Linked DNA regions of Homo sapiens: region 1 is linked to region 2. The links are chromatin contacts, found by Hi-C in ENCODE. All regions are on one chromosome and are shown on one strand. The core of a region is the stretch at or near the end of the contact, and the rest is flanking DNA. Distances in the headings are between cores, read along the strand shown. Region 1 has its middle 29 kb from the start of LINC01387. Region 2 holds the start of L3MBTL4 (L3MBTL histone methyl-lysine binding protein 4).

Region 1 (2,700 bases), core at 12-2,511, 68 kb before region 2:
TTGCACCTGCATGATCATAACGTGGGGTCCAGCCTCCAATTCCCTGGAGAAGACAGTTCTGAGACATATTTCAAATGGCTCTTCAGAAGATCCAGGCTGGACAGAGCATTGACTGCCTGCCACGGTACCCCATTGGACAACACCTTCTTAATGCAACTTTCCCTCCTTCCCTGTTCTATGCCTCTGTCCCACAATCCTGTCCCTTCAAATAAACAGTCCATTTGTAAGCCTTCATCTCAGGCTCTGCTTCGTGGAGCAACCCAACTGCACACCACTATTTGGCTTATGTCTTTCTGACCAAACAAATATATCATTTTCCCTTCAAAGTCAAAACAGATACAATCAGAATAGAAAACCACTAAGCTAACAAACAGCCTCAGCAAAGTGCTAAGAGTGACTTCAAGAATCAAAAAAGAGGCTGGGCGCGGTGGTTCACGCCTGTAATCCCAGCACTGCGGGAGGCGGACGTGGGCAGATCACGTGGTCAGGAGATCGAGACCATCCTGGCCAACATGATGAAACCCTGTCTCCTCCAAAAATACAAAAATTAGCTGGGCATGGTGGCGGGCGCCTGTAATCCCAGCTACTCGGGAGGCTGAGGCAGGAGAATTGCTTGAACCCGGGAGTCGGAGGTTGCAGTGAGCTGAGATCACTCCACTGCACTCCAACCTGGTGTCAGAGCGAGACCCCGTCTCAAAAAAAAAAAAAAAAAAAAGAAGAAGAAGAAGAAGAAGAAAAAAATCAGAAAAGACGGACCATAGGGGAAGTCCTGGTCCTTTCTTCACCTGGTGAATATGATTGTGCATTTGCCAATCCCAGGCTGTCTGCCAGGGCAGGTACGTGGGGAATGTGAGCTGCTGCAGCCCTGCCACGCTCTCCCAGGCATCTCCACACAGCCAGTAAGTCTAGGACGGGTTGGAGTCTCACCTACAGGGCATGTGATTCTGTATATTGTTACCTTTATTGGATCATACACTCACAACAAAATAATAATTCTCTTCTTACAGTACTTAGAGCAATCATAATGTTTCCTCTGTGTGAGGTCCTGCCTGGCTGAGTCACCTACGCCAGACGGTGGCGAGTAACCCTTCAGACGTCATGTTTCTCCCAGCTTTCTTCACCAGCAAGAGTTATTTTGGCCAACCAGCCATCATTGGTCCCTGCCAGGAGGTCTGTAAGGCGGTCCTTGGGTGGGGCTGGGCCGACCCCGCAGGACCTCCCTGCAGGCCCTTCCCTCGTGAGCCAGCAGATGGTGCTGAGGCAGCACGGGACCCAGGACTGGGGCGGCCACGCACTTCCCAGGGAGCGAGGGTGAAATGCGATTCCTCCTTAGACGCTAAGCAGGGAGTGAATTGTGTAATCCTTAGTATTTCACACTTAAAATCTCCAGGGAATTTGTCTTGAACTAATTTCCAGCATTATTCATCCCAAAAGTTCAAAACCATTTCAAGGTTCTTGGATAACCTATGAAGCCAGAGGCCTTGTCTTGTTTACCCTTGTATGCCTGAGACCTAGCATGAGGCCTGGCACTTAGTAGGAGCTCTAGAAATGCTTCTGAAATGAACAAAGCATCTGCATAGATTCAGAAGGGCAAAAGTGGCTTGTTCAAAGCCACAGCCACAACCTTTAACCTGCCCTGGGCTTAAACCCAGTACTTCCGAAGTCCTGTCTGCTACTGTACCCTATCTGCCTGCAGTTTTCAGAAGAGCTGAATTATTGTCTTTATTATAGTTTATGAACATTTTTAAAGTTTTTCCTACATATGAATTTAACATATAAACCAGTGAGAAATTTGGATTCCATGTACAGAGAAATTCACTTTACAGGGATGTCTGTTTATTAATACATATGTGCCATATTTAATTGAAAGGGACAACTTCACATTAAGGTTCAAAAACTTCAATGTCTTTCTATTTAAAACTTCAGTATGGTATCATTATGCACAGGAGGAGAATTGCCTGATGGTAAAACTTCACTTCTCCAACAGCAGTGAAGATACAATAAGCCAATTCAATTTTTGTAGACCTCAGTGTATTTTTAGAAAATGTTAACCATTTTGAATCGGTAGCTTTCTTAAATGTGGCATGTATTTCTCATCAAGAAAAACGTGGAATAGAATTAAACTGATTCGTTATGGCTGAGCATCCTTTCTGTGTAGTGACAACCTTTGGGGCTACAGAGGCCATGTTTGACACCCTGTTTGCTCTACCCTATTGTCTCAATCCTGTTTTGATAAATAAACAACTCTGGGCTGCCTTATTGTTTCTGTTGCTTGTTTCTGCTTGCGTAGGTTTCTTTTTCTTCTCTTCAGCATCATGCTGTCTGCTCTTCTCCCCACTGTCTCTTTTTCATGTCCCTATGTCCAGTGCCCTTCACTGACAGTCAACCAAAGCCACACACAGCAAACCACTCCTAATCCACTGTGGTTTGTTTATAAGATGCAAATATTGGTAAAACTAGAAGAAGAGTAACATCTAAAACTGAGTGTCTTGCATTAAAACACAGTGCGAGAAATGTTGATAAGATTGTTAGCATGCCATACGTGATCTTTGAGACTTGGACTCGGATTACCTATTTTTGGAGCTCACAGGCTTTTTATTATATTTCCCTTTTTTTAATAGGAGGGTAGGATGGGGAGGGGGAAGGGTTAGGGGTCAAGAAGGGAGAAGGAGGCTAACTGTGTTTTATGTAGTGAGAATG
Region 2 (2,700 bases), core at 36-2,535:
CAGCTCACTGGAGCCTCTGCCTCCCAGGTTCAAGCGATTCTAGTGTCTCAGCCTCCCGAGTAGTTGAGATTACAGGCGCCCGCCACCACACCCAGCTAATTTCGTATTTTTAGTAGAGACAGGGTTTCACCATGTTGGCCAGGCTGGTCTCGAACTCCTGACCTCAAGTGATCCGCCCTCTTCGGCCTCCCAAAGTGCTGGGATTACAGATGTGAGCCGCCATACCTGGCTAATATATTTTTCTTAACTGACTAGAGCACAGAACACAAATCGTGTGTTTGCACTTACAAATTTCTATGATCATTGTTCCTAGTTTAAAAACTTCATTAGCAAAGGGGTTTATATTTCTCTTTTCAGTAAGGACACGAAATTATGTTTCAACAATGCCCAGTCTCACCTAAAAAGCAAGTTTTCATTCTCTGTTTATGGTAGCCCACGACAAACCAAAAAGATCATTTTGGATGGTATCATTGTTAATCCTGCTAAATGATTCAATTTCCTGCTGAAAGCAACAAACTAATACTTATTTAGTACCTACTATTTATTATTTGCATACTAGGGTTTATACACAAGGCGTCCTATGAAAGAACATTTCATTCAAAAGTCACAACATATAGTCTTCAATTATCAGCTACCTTTATTTGTAAGCCAAAATAAATGATTTAATACAGTCCTCCCAAACTGGGAGACAATGCTTTGAGAAAGGCCAAAGCTAGCCAGTAAGGCCATAAGTTCCATGAGGGCAGGATCTACCCAGCTCCTGTTTCCTGCTCAATTCCAAGCAGTTAGAACAGGGTCAGTAAACACTGCTTGCCACTTGGAAAGAGTATTCTTTTATTTGGAAATGGTATCCAGGTACTCGTGAGTAGCAAAGTCAAGAGCAGGAAAGGGGAGTGGGGGAGGTTGCAAAATCGGAGCGAGCAGCAGGACCGAGAGGGATCCGGAGGAGAGAGCCTTCAGACGGTGAACCCCAAGAGCTGGGATGAAGCATGGGTGAGCTACTGGGACTTCGCTGCCAGGGAGCAAGCTGGCAGGCAGGAAGTAGCCAAGATTTGGGGGAATCCTTCCCAGGGAACGAATACAGAGAAGGACGCATCTGAAAATTCCGCCGCAGCCACCTCCCTCCCATGGGAAAGCCCCGACCTCGGCGGGCCCAGCGCCACCCGGCTCCCCGGGGTGTGGAACACTGAGCGAGGCAGGTGCGGCGGGAGCATGCGCGCGGGGCGGGCAGGGGGCGGCTCCCGCGCCCCCACCCCGCGCGTGCACCCTCGCGCCCCTCCCGCCGGGCACCGCGGGGCAGCGGCGCCGCAGCCTGGGCTGGCGGAACCTCGCGCTCCGACTCGCCCCCCGCCTGTAGCTCGGTCGGCGTTGCGGGCAGGCGCCGCTCCGCTGGGGGTAAGAAGGACGCCGCCGCCCGCGTGGGATGGTCGCGAGCCCGCGTGGGTGCCCACGGCCGCCGCCGCGCGGGGTGGCCCCATCCCCGGGCAGGTAGAGGGGCCTGCACGACTCCCGCGGCGAGGGCCGGGCCGGTGGGGGCGGTGGCGGTTGGGGATAGCCCCGGTCCCGGCCCAGGCTCTTTCTCTTTCTCTTTCGCCGCCGGGGCGCGCGCCGGGCTCCCCGCGAGAGGCGCTGCCTCACTTGTCGCCTACTTTGGACGGGCGCGGCCGCCGCAGAGCCCGGCGCCTCGGTCAGCCGCGAGGGCAGGGTCGGGGTGCCAGGCGCGGCTACCTGGGCGCCCTGGAGCCAGCGCAGCCTGGGACCGGGGGAGCGGGACGGGACGGGACTCCTGAGGGCCCCCAGGCAGTCCTCCGGCCATCGAGCGCCCGGCGGTGGGCATTTGGCTTTTGTTTCCTCTGGGGCTAACGCCCCCGTCTGCCCGCGTGTCCCCCTCAGCCGACAAGTGTCGTGTGCCCGGACGGGCGAGCGCTGCCTCCCTCCACCCGCTTTCTGCCCTTGTCTTCCTCTGCGAGTTCTGCCCAGCCTCGGGAGCGGGAGCCCAGGGAGTGCGCGCAGGGCGGGCGGGCGCCTGGCCAGCCTGGGACGGCGGCTCTCAGGCTCCTGCCACCGCCTGGAACTGCGGGGGGCGCGCCGGCCACAGTCGCCCTCGCCTGCTCTCCGGGCCTTCTTGGGCCCGCTTGGTCCCAGGTGGACGCGAGTCGAGCTGGGCACACCTGGGCCAGCGCCGCACTTACCTGCGGGATTGGTGAGAGCGTTTTCGCGAGGTCGCAAATTCCGGGTGGGTATTGTCCCCTGCTTTTGATCTCCCTTAGTCACTGGTTAAAGTGCGAAGTGTGCTTTATCTTACATATGCCTTTAGAGGGACATTCTTAATGCGCCAATGCCCCGAGGTGGAACTAAATAAAGGGAAGGCCTGGTCATTGTTACTGTTGAGACTGCTGTACTTAACAGTCAGAGGAAGGCAGCTGGTCACCACGACCCACTCGGCCATTCCCATGCTGAAGACTCGCTCTCACTTCACACTTGTTTGGACTCCACTATGACTTGCTGGTGGCCCATCTCCTGGATCCTTCTGTTGGAGCTGTTCTAGAAGATGCTTGTGGCAGGCTCCAGTTTCAGTCCTTGGCTGAAATAAGTGTAGTGTGGCTCTTCGGTTTTCTAATCTATTCCACCTAAAAAGGTTAAGGTGACAAACAGGTGGTGGGTACAGTAGAGTTGTTTTTGGCCCTTGGTAATATTAAA

Evidence for each region. Hi-C counts contacts between places; a loop is a spot of excess contacts on that map. Pooled maps may share reads with other maps.
Region 1: a loop to region 2 is called in a map of dorsolateral prefrontal cortex, with 2.3 times the contacts of the local background. The contact joins the enhancer-like site here to the promoter of L3MBTL4 in region 2. A Hi-C loop is called at or near these places in 5 of 168 maps with a recorded cell type or tissue (dorsolateral prefrontal cortex, heart left ventricle and heart right ventricle), 3 of 37 single-sample maps with no recorded cell type and 5 of 50 pooled maps.

The regions. Positions count from the first base shown.
Region 1 is chr18:6,481,297-6,483,996 of GRCh38, reverse strand. No RefSeq gene overlaps it. Among named protein-coding and RNA genes, the nearest start is that of LINC01387, 29 kb to the left of the region's middle. RefSeq lists an enhancer at 1,291-1,350. Within about 2 kb of position 1,261, at least 3 of the 41 ENCODE cell types and tissues checked have a DNase peak (open chromatin) inside an H3K27ac peak, as active enhancers do.
Region 2 is chr18:6,413,496-6,416,195 of GRCh38, reverse strand. L3MBTL4 (L3MBTL histone methyl-lysine binding protein 4) reads left to right here and starts at 1,285. Exons shown (of 19, transcript NM_001330559.2): 1 at 1,285-1,395. RefSeq lists a silencer at 1,243-1,782.